Linked DNA regions of Homo sapiens: region 2 is linked to region 1. Evidence: chromatin contacts called from ENCODE Hi-C data. All regions are on one chromosome and are shown on one strand. The core of a region is the stretch at or near the end of the contact, and the rest is flanking DNA. Distances in the headings are between cores, read along the strand shown.

Evidence for each region. Hi-C counts contacts between places; a loop is a spot of excess contacts on that map. Pooled maps may share reads with other maps.
Region 2: a map of heart left ventricle shows a loop between it and region 1 (2.8-fold over the local background). The contact joins the promoter of LINC01626 here to the enhancer-like site in region 1. A Hi-C loop is called at or near these places in 2 of 168 maps with a recorded cell type or tissue (heart left ventricle and posterior cingulate gyrus) and 2 of 50 pooled maps.

The regions. Positions count from the first base shown.
Region 1 is chr6:71,297,152-71,304,420 of GRCh38, forward strand. OGFRL1 (opioid growth factor receptor like 1) reads left to right here. Exons shown (of 7, transcript NM_024576.5): 7 at 4,235-7,269. The coding sequence ends at 4,898. All of the region lies in intron 3 of LOC124901339 (a long non-coding RNA gene), which reads right to left. Among named protein-coding and RNA genes, the nearest start is that of OGFRL1, 12 kb to the left of the region's middle. Within about 2 kb of position 3,105, at least 2 of the 41 ENCODE cell types and tissues checked have a DNase peak (open chromatin) inside an H3K27ac peak, as active enhancers do.
Region 2 is chr6:71,418,307-71,425,575 of GRCh38, forward strand. It overlaps LINC01626 (long intergenic non-protein coding RNA 1626), which reads left to right and starts at 2,721. Exons shown (of 8, transcript NR_121615.1): 1 at 2,721-2,795. It overlaps LINC00472 (long intergenic non-protein coding RNA 472), which reads right to left and starts at 2,439. Exons shown (of 3, transcript NR_121614.1): 1 at 1,760-2,439.

The DNA of each region.
Region 1 (7,269 bases), core at 1,855-4,354:
TGTGTATTCCTTCTTGTAGGCTGTAAGCTTCTTGGGGCACAATCTGTTTCTAAGCATAATGCCTTCTTAAGATTAAATTCATGCATTAAGCCTATGATGTATAAAAATCATTTTATAAGAATGAGATGGGCCCATAGTTTTTACTAAAAGAGAGAGAAAATTACACTTGTCTTCACTATTAAGGTAAAAAACAAAAACTCATTTTTGGGTAATAAGTCCCAAAACTTATGAAGAACATTTTAACATAGTTTATTTGGAATTGTTTTGCTGTATTCATTTGGTTGGATGTTTATAACTTTTGTTAATACTCATAACCAAAGTTTATTTTTCTTGATATTTTCTTCATATTCACTGTCTATTTTCTTTTTAATTATAGTTAAATTTTAACTAATTATAGTTACATTTAAACTAATCATAGTTGAATTATTTATGAATGCTGGCCTATACAGCCACCAGCTTTAAAGTACTTTTAAGCATATTATAATTAGCTAAACTGAGCAAGTACTAAGAGCAAAAAAATTAAAACTAACCTAAGCAATTTTCCTTTGGCCACAGCAGTCTACGTTTTGTGCATCAGTTAACTATTTTTTTATGTGTTTTTATAGAACTTTCACCTTGCTTTGGTAAGATGGGTATAAATATATATATTTTTAATTTTATTATTATTATACTTTAAGTTTTAGGGTACATGTGCACAACGTGCAGGTTAGTTACATATGTATACACGTGCCATGTTGGTGTGCTGCACCTATTTACTCGTCATTTAGCATTAGGTATATCTCCTAATGCTATCCCTCCCCCCTCCCCCCACCCCACAACAGACCCCGGTGTGTGATGTTCCCCTTCCTGTGTCCATGTGTTCTCATTGTTCAATTCAGATGGGTATAAATATTAATGTTATAAGAAGTAAAAAGCCTTCTTTTTACTTTATTACTTATAATCAATGATATTAAAATGGTAGTTTGTACTAAAACGCTAAAGATATGGGCATAAAGCTTTATATTCCTGACTAGAAGATCCATTAACTCATAACTCAAATTTGACTTATGTAGGGCACTTAAAGCATAGGTATATATACCTCTACCTAAGCAATACAGGTAGCTAGCTCTGGACAGAGTTTCTAAACACTTATATTACACTGTGAAAGAGCTACATGCCAGCAGCCTATTGACATGAAAGACAGCAATAGTAACAGTAAATCTTTTGAAAGGATTTGATAGTACCTCATCTTTCATGTACTTAACGACTATCATTTTAGATACCTCAAACTTGTTATTTTTGGTTGGAATAGCAATCTTGCTTAATAAATTTTTATTGAATGAATAAATGATTAACAAAATATGGTCTTCAGCTTAAATCCTCCTTGGAGTTTTGTTATCATATCCTCTGATTTATAGGTGGAAACAGAGTCTCTTTTTAAGGCTTTAATTAAATGATTTCCAGGGTTGAGGCAGGGGAAGGGAGCCTGAACTAAGTCACTTCTCACTCCTCTGCCCCATCCTTTCTTTCTGCCACCTATTGTCAGCATAGAGCTTTTCCAGCTGTGAATTAACTGCCTTAGAATCTGCCAGAAAACACTCTGTTTCTTCTCTAGTTTAGTTGCAAAAAATCTTTACTGACTAGATTTGAACAAATGATAGAGGATTCTATGAAAACGTCTGTTCTATTTTCTTCTTCAATTGGGTCCTTTTCTGACTTATTCTTAAATGTCATAACTTATTTGTATTTTAATGTATATGGCATCTTGAGTAGTTTACAGTAGGCAGGGAACTCAATATATTTATAGTAGCTAAGCAGAGGAAAAATATTGAATCAAAGTAAAATAAAATAACATTGAGTGAACAAGCGACCTTGACTAAAAGAGGCAAAATATTTTCAGACATGAGAGTACAAATATATGGACCAACCACTAAGAGGTGTTTTCAATTTTGTTTGTAATCAACTTGGATTACTGAGCCATATTTAGACCCTGGGGAGCCTTTTAACTTTTATTTTTTGTTTCCTGGTTCTCACCTTGTATGTCTTCTCTCTTTACCTACCTAGACTTCTTGCAATTTCAACACTATTTGCTACCCTTAACCTCTGTCTGGAACCTCAGCTTCTTTCTTTTTCCTATAGTGTAACCCTAAGATGGTTTATACATTATAAGGATTTTTGCCACTCTCTTCTATACCATTTAGTCTTTCACTATGACATTTATTACAAATCATACTGAAACACCCAATTGCTTTATTTTGTAGTTTTGTTCTGGGATACTCATCATCATTTTTTAACCCAAGTCTTTTTCCTTTTATACTGTTGTGTAAATATTTTTAATTGGAGCATATATAGATATAGTAAATGTGTACAGAAATTTTAACTTCAGCATTCATCTAAGATTGGCTATATAAAATTGAGCTGGTTGCAAATATAGTAAATTTTGTTTAGTCATAGAGCTCCTCTTTTTTAAAAAAAGAATTCTTCCACCTTTTTATACATCTTTTTCTCATAGATATATGAGGCAGAATTGCCCAAGGGTTTTGTCAGTAAGTATTTAGAGTATGCAAACTCCATAGGAATGTAACAACTAAGTTGTTCCTGCTGTTAGTGACACATTGTCTTAACTGTACCCAAATTTGTATTGTCTCAAGAGTGTTACTTCCTATTCAAAAATACAGATGTGTAAAACTGAGACATCTGTGCTGCATTTTACCCTCTGGGCTTCACAGTTGAATGTTAAGACAATAATTTTTTAGTAAACATCCAGAAAGATGAAGATGATGAACTGTTGGGCTTAGCTTTTCCAGTGTTTGGTTAGTATGAATCATTAAGGTTTTTGTTTTGTCCAAAGAAACTTTCTCATTGAAACATAAGACCATGGAACCATACTCTGCCATCCCTTAATTCATCAACATCTTTCTCCCTGCTTCCCAAGTAATTTGCTAATTATTTCAAAGTAAAATCTTCAAGCATTTTTGGAAGCTAGGACAGGTATATATAATGTTTGCAGAAAGTTCCATGTCTGAGATATAAAACAGGCTTTAGGAAGTTAGAAATAAGTGATGGTTATTGTTATGTGGCAATATTGGGTAAATAAATACCTGGGCTGTTGACAACACCTATGATTAATACATGTGGCTGATGATTCTTTTGGAATTTGACCAGGCATGTGTAATAAAGCAAAGATTGAGCTGAGTGAGTTTGGGGAGTTACATTATGAATTGTGACAAAATAGATTTGGAAAACATTCATCCAGTAATGGCATTAGTTTTGTGATAGAGAGGAAAGATGTTAGTGTAATCTGGGGGAAAATGTACCCTTGGAATCAAGACCATTAGAAATAAGATTTAAAATTATCAGATAGGGAAAGAGGAGGAAAGAATGACCAGAGATTGAAGAAAATTAGGTTAAGTTGGATAGGTACAAATATGGTGGTCCCTAATCTCGTATCTTTAAATGATAATACTAATAGTTTTAAATAGTATCTAGTACTTATCGAGTTCTATATACCCAGCATGTGTATCATCTCATTTGATTCTTACAACAGTCCTGTAAGTTGTGGGCACTTTTCCCCATTTTACAGATGAGGATATTGAGACATAGAGAAACATAGTTTCACTTAGCTGCTAAGTTACAGAGCCAGGGTGTGAACTCAGGTCTGACTCCAAAGCCCATGCTCTTAACTGTTAAACTAAGCTCTGCTAAATAAGTCAGTTTTGTGTCCTTTGTCAGAACTGTTTTAGCAAAGTAGAGTAGTTTTTGCCGCCATCCTTATGAGTTGGCTTACGTGGTGGATTTTGCTTATCAGCTGGCACTATAAATTGTACCAGTCAGCTGTTAGCTAATGTGTTTATGTTTAGCAATGGTTACCTCTGATGAGTACAGTACATTGATGTTGGTGCAAATAAATGCTCTGTTAGATCATTCATCTTCAGTGTATTTTCAGTAATAAGCAACAATTTGACAGTGGTAATAAATTTAAACCTAAATATTTTTCTAATATGAAGAACTCAACAGACAAGGGAAGTTTATTTTATACATTTGACTTTCACATAGATTGACATTACATTGTGGCCTAAGGATTTAATACCCTCTGGTTTATTCTTAATGGTATCAAATATGGCATTAGGAAGTCATTACACAGCATATTTCCATGGCTTACATTTCCATAAAAAATATTTTCCCAATAGTTTTCATTCTCCTGCCTTCCTACACCTGATTTCCCCCACTCATTTTATTCAATCCTCTCTTCCAGGTCCCAGCACAACTATTTAAGAATCACTCGTATTCTTAAAAGCCTTGGTGAGCTTGGATATGAAAGTTTTAAATCTCCTCTTGTAAAATTTATTCTTCATGAAGCTCTTGTGGAGAATACTATTCCCAATATTAAGCAGAGTGCTCTAGAGTATTTTGTTTATACAATTAGAGACAGAAGAGAAAGGAGAAAGCTCCTGCGGTTCGCCCAGAAACACTACACGCCTTCAGAGAACTTTATCTGGGGACCGCCTCGAAAAGAACAGTCGGAGGGAAGCAAAGCCCAGAAAATGTCTTCCCCTCTCGCCTCCAGTCATAACAGTCAAACTTCTATGCACAAAAAAGCCAAGGACTCCAAAAATTCCTCCTCAGCTGTTCATTTAAATAGCAAAACAGCTGAAGACAAAAAAGTGGCACCAAAAGAGCCTGTGGAAGAGACAGACAGGCCCAGCCCAGAGCCCAGCAATGAAGCTGCCAAGCCAAGAAATACAGAGAAGGACAGTAATGCTGAGAACATGAATTCTCAACCTGAGAAAACAGTTACTACTCCCACAGAAAAAAAGGAGAGTGTATCTCCTGAGAATAACGAAGAAGGTGGAAATGATAACCAAGACAATGAAAATCCTGGAAATACAAATTGCCATGATGTTGTACTAGTACAGTGAATTATCAGAAAACCCAGAAGCCAGTTTAGGCTAGAGAGGAAAAAACTACTGTATCATTTATCCTAAAGAACAGAGATGAGGTCAATTTCAAATTTTAGCCATCTGTTTGTGATTTCTGTCATAAGCATTTTGTTGTTTGTTTTTTTATTTTGGATGACAATGAATTGAATATCTAATAAGGAGATTTAAGATAAGACCCAATAAATGAATGTATTCTGTAATGCTTTTAGGATGTGAATTTTCAAATTTTGTATATAATAATTACTTTGAGAATATTTTCAGAGTATCTAGAAATTACCATGTAGTATTTGGTATACAAAATACATTCTTTTGAGACATTATAGTCTACATGAAGGAAATCAAGAGGATAATTTCATTGGATTGCTACACTTTTACCTGATTTATGGCTTTATTTTACTTTATTTTATTTTATTATTATTTTTTGAGACGGAGTCTCTGTTGCCCAGGCTGGAGTGCAGTGGCATGATCTCGGCTCACTGCAACCTCTGCCTCCTGGACTCAAACGATTCTCCTGCCTCAGCCTCCTGAGTAGCTGGGATTACAGGCGTGTGCCACCACGCCTGGCTAATTTTTGTATTTTTAGTAGAGACGGGGTTTCACCATGTTGGTCAGGCTGGTCTCAAACTCCTGACCTCATGATCCACCCGCCTCGGCCTCCCAAAGTGCTGGGATTACAGGCATGAGCCACCATGTCTGGCTGATTAATTTTTTTTTTAACTGTAAGAGTTTGATCTTTTCAAATGTGTTCAGAAACTAATTTGGATTCTTTGATTCTAGTATCTCAACGTGTTTATTTTTAGATTCTGATAAGTGAAATGGATGTCCTTGTGGAGCTCTGGCCTCCCCAGCTTATCTATCAGTCCTGCTGTCCTCACCTCCTTGCCTCTTTCCATGCTTACCCTTAAGCCACCATCTTTCTCAGCTAGCGTGTGTGTTTCTAGTGTAGTTGGCCCTCCATATTCAGGGGTCCAGCATCTGTGGATTCAACCAACCGCAGATTGAAAATATTTGTTGGAAAAAATGGATGGTTACATCTCTACTAAATATGTGCAGTCCTTTTATTTGTCATTATTCTCTAAACAATACAGTATAACAACTATTGACATAGCATTTATATTGTATGTATTAGGTATTGTAAGTAATTTAGAGATGATTTAAAGTATTTTACATAAGGGACTTGAGCATTCCTAGATTTTGGTAACTGCAGAGGGTCCTGGAACCAACCCCCTACAGATATCAAGGGACCACTATACACATTAGGATGATCTATATTGAAATCTACATGGAACAGAGTGGGACTTCTAATTGTATGACTTCAAGATTTTGCTTTGTTTAAATTAATAACTGTTTTCAGAATTAAGTGCTTAAAAACAAATTTGATTGAAAAGTTCAAGACAAGAATTTTGCTCTCTATGGCTGTTCCATATAAATTTGATGGTTGATTCTGAATGTAAATGACTGAAGAATTAAAAAATAAGAAATTCCTTTTTAAAAGGCATGCCTCTTGCACTGTGAACAAGACAGTAGTCCCTTAAACCATGAATATGTCAGTGTTCTATGGATTACGAAATTAGTAATGTTGCTTAGCCCAAACGTGTTTTTTAAAAAGTATAGTTTTGTACATCTCTAAGTTATCAAACTTCAAAATTGAGAACAAATTTAAAAGTCCATATATGCAACTCTAGTAAGCACTTAATAGGTTACATAGCACTGGTTAAGAACAATTAATTTTGTTTCTATATTATTACTAATTATTATTACAAATCAAAAAACACTGTGATAAGAACTTCAAAGCATATATACAAATATAGTTAAAGCAATGAATAGATGAAACATGTCTACTTTATTTCATTTAGAAAGGAATTAACTTTTTTGTTAGGCTTTTAAGAAAAGTTCTATTCATTTTAATCCCCTAGGGAATTTGTAATATGTCCTACTTCATATCATCTTCTGTTGCCTCTATTGATCCACATTTTCTGCAGTGGATTTCTTGAAAAGAATCACACTTATAGTATGCCTCTAGAAATATGATTTTACTGCTTTGAAGTTTACATGAAACATGCCAGTTGCTTAACTCTAATTTTTTATATGAATCTCAGTAGCACTTTTGTTGTACATTGTGTTCCAATAAGTATAGTATGGAACACTTTCTCATTTTTAGTTCCCATAATATGCCAGTTTTTGCTTTCCTAGTGTTCTGTGAGTATTAGGATTTGGCAATCTGCTTTTGCATTTCAATTTCTGTTTTACATGCAAGAAAAACATGGACACTCTTACGTGGTGCTTGTAGCTGTGTCTCCGTAGAGCTCAGTAAATAGTTCTACAGGGTTTAGAGGATGAGAAGCGATTG
Region 2 (7,269 bases), core at 1,471-3,970, 120 kb after region 1:
TTTAATTAGACATCCAATCACAATGCAAACAGCTACTGATTATTTAAGAAATATACCTTTACAAACGTTCGTGTTCTTCAAACAAAACTAGGTCATAAAATGTACTACGTTAAATCAATACTGCTATCTTTCTCCTAGAAACCCTATCACTTGTCTTTGTCTCTTTTCAAATGCGTATACCTGTTTTAAAGCATAAACATTTAGGCTAGATACTGGAACTAAGCTCTGTTTTTCTGCCAGTTCTTTCTTTGATACTTTCATTCTCTCCACTAAAGCATGATCATCATTCTCTTTAAGGATGAACAAGATGGACTTTTAATTATTGTCATCTGAGTATTTTATTCAGCAAATATTGGTTGAGTATCTATACTTATGCACTTACTTTTGTAAAACACTTTTGTTGCTATAAGCTCCATGAAGAGAAAATGCCCAGTGGAGTACCTGAAATCTAGAATTCACTCTCATGAAATGGTGAGAAAACTGAAAGACTTTGTCATTTACAGAACAAAATAATTTCTCCTGTATACACTACTGACAAAGTACACATGCATTATTTAAGAGAATTTTGGTTATGAAAAATGTGTGATTTTACTGTTTAGAGAAAAAAATGCAGGTTATCATGATAACCAAAAGTTTACACACCATTGTCTTGCAATACAATCTGTGACGACAATATTTCAATACCATTGCCGGACTAAACCTTTAACATTAATTATTTATCAAAATTATACATGCCACTAACACATCTCAACAAAGAAGATTATGTAAGTGAGCTGCCTTGGCGTCAGTAATACTGAACACAGTAGCTATTTTCAATCCTTCATTAAAATTAGATCAAGATGTACTTGCATTATGTGTTGCTGTTCCTGTAAGGAAGACTTACATTAGTTTTAAGATTTACTTTGGGTATAAGTGACATTTTCCTCTCTTTTTTGACATTTCTTTTTCTTCTTTGTCCCCTCCTCCACTGCCCGCACCCCCCCAACCAAAAAAAGTTTTCAGTATAATACAGAAAACAAAAACACAAACACCTGCCCTGTTCACTCTCTCTTATGCATAATAAATGCTTTGTTCTCCCCCTCAACTGGATCCGGCAGGGATCGCCCGGGGGCACCTGCCACTTCACCCTCAGACTTGGCTCTCTGTCCCCACCCTGGCCCCTAGGATTCCAAATGGTGCAGCAAAATACGACAATCCTAAGGTTCGTAAAATAAGCAATGGATAGTGAAGGAAAGCCTTTAAATGTTAGTGTTTTAAAACATCAGACTTAAAAGTTACTTCTGAGTAGGCTGAAAGGTGAATCCAGGCGCATGTAAACATATCCTGGCCTATCGCTTGATAACTCGCGCACCGTGTTGAGGCCCTAGGAAAATCTCAAAAACGGAGATGTAGTCTAAAAACTGGACGACAGCATAGACCACGTTGCTGTGGCCCCACATATTACCCACGAGAAAAATCTAAGTGGTAAAGTCACTGGTCCAAGGTCAAGCTGAGCCAGTCGCAGGCAGGGCTAGTCCGCGACCTTCTAACCTTTCCATCTCCCACCCAGCCGCGCACAGGCCCTTGGTCGCGCCGGCACCCGAAGAGTTCCCACGGATACGGTTCCCAAGTCAGTGGCATGTCAGTGCCCTTCAAGCTACCGCAATTTTATTTGTTCTCCCCGCCAGCTCCATAAAGTATTAAAGGCTCTCTCCACGACTTCTTCCCAAGCCCAGGTGCCCTAAACCACTTGAGCCCACGGCGCCTAAAGCCGACTCACCCGCAGCCCGAGGTGCGGGAGCCCTCGGACGGACTCCGGCCCGCCCCGCAGTCCCCACCGGCCGCGCTGCGGCCCCGGCTGACGACGAGTCGAGAAAGTCACCCGCGATGACCGCGGACGCGAGGGGCGGGCCGCGTCGCGCCGCCCCGCGGAGGCGCCGCAAACTTTTCCCGGTTCGCAAGTTGCCGGGATCTGCGGCCGCGGACCGACTTCCTTCGCCGGCCACCGGAGGGAGGGGGCGCCCCTACCCCGGGAGGGGGCTGGGCGAGCCGGGAGACGGTCAAGTTGGGGTCGGGGGAGCGCGGGCGCTCCGCACTCTGGGGCACGCGGGGACGAGCCCGGCCGCATTGTCTGCGCGGCCTCGGAACAAGCACGGCCGGCGGTGGCACCGGCGGGCGCGGGGAGGAGTTGCCGTCCCCTTTCGCCGCCGCCGCCCACCGCGTTCTTTGTGTGTCTCTCGCCGCCCTCCAGCCGCTTCGCCGCTCGCCTGACAGCTGATGGGCTCACCGCGCCGGGTCCCGCGTCCTCTCGGCCGCAGCCGGCGGAGCCCGGCCCGGCAGGAGGAGGAGGGGAGAAGAGGAGCGTTGACAGATGCTGTCTTGGAGCGGGCACCGCCGGGGGAAAAGTCTGGACTGCCTCGGCGAGAAGCGGCCGGTAGGCAACCGGCCCCAGCCTCGCATTCGCCTCAAAGACCCCAATTGGCTAGGAGCCCTTCCCTCCGCAGCGGCTCGCGCAGCTCCGCTCTTGCGCCCCGCGCCCGGCTCAGCGGACGGACTAGCGCGCCCGGTCAAGAATCCTGGGGAACCCGCTCCGCCCCCTGGCTCCAGCGCCCTCCAATGATGTCGGCGTACAGAGGGCTGTTCCGCCCAATCAGGTGTCGGAAAGCCCAGCCAGTCCCCGGGAGTGTAGCCAATAGAAGGCGACTCCGGCAACACACCCGCCCTGATCCACTAGGAACAAACCGCTCCGAGCCCGGGTGGTGGGACCGATCCTGGAGCCCAGATCAAGCCAAGTCCGGCCAAAGCTGTGTCGCAAAGTAAGAATCTGAAGACAGGTCCGGTGCTTAAATGACTATTATTCTAAAGAGTTGAAGATGGGAACGGTGGACGCACAAAATCTTTACCCTCGGCTTAAAACGCCTTTTCTGGCAAAAGTTTGTGTATGAAAGAAAGCTGAACAAACACGTTGTAGCACTGTTTAAGTGAAGGCCTTTCCTTTTAGAACACTGCTTTACAATGCCTAATCAGCCGGCGCTCAGGTTGGTGCATTCAGAGACCCGAGCGTTTGTGTTCCTAATAAGTTTGCTAGAATGTCAGGTAACTGAAGCAGGTTAGTTTCTATCCTGCCCCAAAACACAGACTGTCACTGGCACCACCATGTTGTGGTTTTTTCCATGAATGAAAATATAAGAGTTCTGTATGTAAATCATCTTTATTGTGAACTTTATTTCTATAATAAAGTCACACAAACTATCTTTAGTGGAAGTTGGATGAAATACCGGAAAAGAAGAATGTAGAGATAGATGATAGATATGTAGGATATCTCTATCCATCTGCCACCCATCTATCTATCAAGAAAGGACTTGAGTAAAGCACTGGCTATAAACGACTGTACCTTTTGATCACAGGACCTTACAAATAATAGGCACACTAGTTATTTGTTTATTTGATTTGAATAGGATGACTCATTTGTTACTGTTCATATGAAGTTTATAAACTTCATTGAGTTGTTTACTGAAAGTGGACTACACCATGACGAAAACAGTATTTGGCAACACATATTTGCATCTTTTAAAATAAAATTACACTTATTTGTACTTCAAATAGTTACGTCAGTTTATTTCTTCGGGTAATAAACTGTGCATTTAAAAATTTTTGTACACATGTGGCATGTTCCTTCTTTATAAATTATTTTGATGACCAAATACATTTTTTAAAGGGTGATCTGTACAATGAACGGAAAGAAGAGAGAGATCTCAAACAAGAAAAATATGGCTATATTACCTCCTTGCTTTCGTGATTGAAACTCACCATGACTTACCACATTAAGTTCGGGGGATAACATGACCCCTGAAATAAAGTTTTATCAACAGATCCAGGTTCTGGATTGACCTTGAGCCAATCTCTTAATGACTAACTCTGTTACAAGAGAACAATACGCCTGGCTCTACCTGCCTCCTTGGGGTGCTGTAAGATCCCTCCAAGATAGTGTTTGTCAAGCACTTTGCTTTCTGTAAAATACTGTGCCAAGTGCAGAACAGTCTTAAATGTGTTATTATTCTCTGTTTATTATCAGAACATTAATATTTCCTCGACTGCACATTTTTTCAACTGAAGTATATTTTTGAGCCCATCAGTTTTCTCTCAAAATAGATCTGAATGAAACTCCTGCCTGTTCATTCTAGATCAAAGCAGTACTTTCAGGGTTTCTTTCTCTTTTTTAATGAAGAGGATGTTAGAAGAGAAGAATACTGAGGAAAGAATTCTGGATGGAAAACGTTCGAGAAATTTTATTCACTCTTAGTGTATTCCTCTTAGTATATTCCTCAAAAACAAGATGTATCATAATGTCCAGTTTAATACTCTGTTCATAATGTTTAAAAACTTAAGCAAGTTTCAATGTATATGCTTAAAATAAGTTAACGTATCCCATGTCTGCTAATATAGTTTTAGATGGAAGTTGTAAATGGCTGGGTCAAAGTTATACCCATAAATCAATTACTGAATTTTAAATTTTGGGGGCATTTATTGAAGATTCACTTATCACTTTTGTACTTGTCAAAGAGGAAAATAAATGTGTATTTTTAGATTCCATGTGTCATAATATGTTTACTTTTTCCCAGAATATGGAGTCTAGTACAGAAGTTTAATTACTACTTCAAACAAATGTACATATGGTAACACTAGAATGTAAAATTTGCTGAATTTAGTTGAACCAGCAGTTGTAATTTTCAGTTAATTAACTGTATGTATTTCATTTTCTGAGTGAAAATTGTGGAAGAATTTATCAATATGAATATGCATGATTTACTAAGTATAGTTAAGTCAAAACCAGTGTGTGGTAATTTCCTGATAATCGACAAGTCCATACCCATTTATTACATGGAAATGAATATTTCAGTGATTGTCTGGGTAATATTTGTGATTTCACTGTGGTGATGTTTCATTCACTAACTGATATTTTCAGTTTTTCATCAGCGATTTTCTCATCAGTTGTCCAAAATGGAACAAAAGAGCTGAAGCTATTTTAGAGAGCTGTCAGTTTTAGCACATTTTTAAATGTTTATGAGAGAAATTGACTTTGGGGTCGGTTTTAGGATTTATAAAGATGGTTTTAAAAAAATACATAGACATAGACATTGGTAAAGGTAATTAAAAAAATACATATACATCTTTTATAAGTTGCCTCACATGATCTGTGGTAATATGACTATAATATTATTTTCTCTGTATCTTTACATTTAATTTGCTATCATCTTAAGATTGCTTCATCAGTGAATATAACGAATAACTGGATTTATATCTTCTTGATTCTGATAGTTGAAATGCTTCGGAATGTCTTGTCTTGGACAAATCAGAGTTCCACGTGACTTCTCAACAAATAACCGAGTCTAATTCATTAATCTGAAAATGATGTTCTTAGGAATAATTAAATAATATCTATATAGAGAGAAGAGAAAAACGATTAGCTCTGTTTTTCTTTCTATTTCTTACATGGATGAGAGAAAAATGCCTTTGTGAATCACAACATCAGATCCCTTTAACTCTCCTTTTACAAAACTTATGTTTTGTTGATTTCTTGAACCCAACCATGTAGTTTCCTTATTGTGTGATGTATCTATGGCAGGAAACTTTTATATGCATATGGAGTAACAGAGAGAAAATTTCAGAAAACATTGGTGAGAGGCACATTAGACTCCCTTCTCCATTTTATCTTGGGTCACAGTCCCTCAGGAAAATTTCTTTTAGAGTTAAGTGTTAGGAAAAATTTTATTTTTTCTGAAATGAGATTTTTGCAGCTTCTCCTTCTTATTTCAACAACCAGGAAGCTTGGAACTAAATTTACAGCTTAATTTAGCAAGGTACGGCCTGCTTCACTGTAACTTTTTTCTTTTTTTAAATTTTAAATTTTTGTAAGTACATAGTAAGTGTATGTATTTGTGAGGTACGTGAGATATTTTGATGCAGGCATATATGTGTAATAATTCCATCAGAGTAAATGGAGTATCTACCACCTCAAGCATTAATCCTTTCTTTTGTGTTACAATCCAATTATACTCTTTAAGTTCTTTTAAAATGTACAATAAATTTTTGTTAACTTTAGTCACTCTGTTGTGCTATCAAATACTAGATTCACTCTAATTTTTAATAAACATAAGCTTTACCTTGCCATGGTTTATTACTATTCATATATGCATTATTAGCTTATATATTTGTATGTATGCATTTTATTGAAGCTCTGTAAAATACTTTCTGAAATGAGATGAAATATATATAACTAACATTCTGAGCCTCACATAAACTCTTGAGTATGAAGAGTTAAACACAACCAGAACGTGTAGAGAGAGCAATATGAAGGATACTGCTGATATTTCCTTCACAGAGAAATAGGATTCTAATTCACCAGGTATAATATCTCTAAACCTTTTCCAGAGAAGCAAGAAGAAAAATAGATGTACTTGACTGGGAAATTTTATTACATTTATTTATTTTTTTCTTTTATTTCCTTTTTGTTGTTGTTGTTGTTGTTGTTGTTGTTTGAGTCAGGTTCTCATTGTGTTGCCCAGGCTATAGAGCAGTGGCATGATCATAGCTCACGGCAACCTCAAACTCCTGGGCTCAAGCGATTCTCCTGCCTCAGTCTCCCTAGTAGCTGGGACTACAGATGCACTCCACCATGTCCTGCTTATTTTAATTTAATTTGTAGAGATGGGAGCCTTGCTATGTTGTCCAGGGTGGTCTCGAACTCCTGGCCTCAAATAATCCTCCCACCTTGGTCTCCCAATGAGCTGGGACTACAGGTGTGGGCCACCGTGCTTGGCCCAACATTTACTTTTCAAAGTTAAAGTTATTTTTAAAAGTCATCTCCTGAGTGACATATTGTCTTAGCACTGTTGCAGAACTTCATCTTATCCAACTTTTTTGTTTCATAAGATATATTTGAATTAACTAGAAGTTGTAGGTTAAAAATATCCTTTTAAAATAGAATGGTTTACACAAAGTAGATGGTAGCATCCCTCTTCCAAGCCAGAAGGTCAGCATGTAGGAGACCCTCAGTGGAGTTAGGAGGGTTTCAGTCATAAGGGATAGAAAACTCAACTCAACTTGACTTAAATATAAAAACAAATACACATTAGTGCATATAATTAAAACTATACAACCTTGATCAAGTAAAAGTAAAGGTACAGCTAGCTGACAAAGGTGGGAGAGGAAAGAAGGGGGCCAAAGAAGAAAGCTGGGTAGGGGCATCACGCCACATAGAGGGGTGCCAAATAACTGTATTGGACAAAA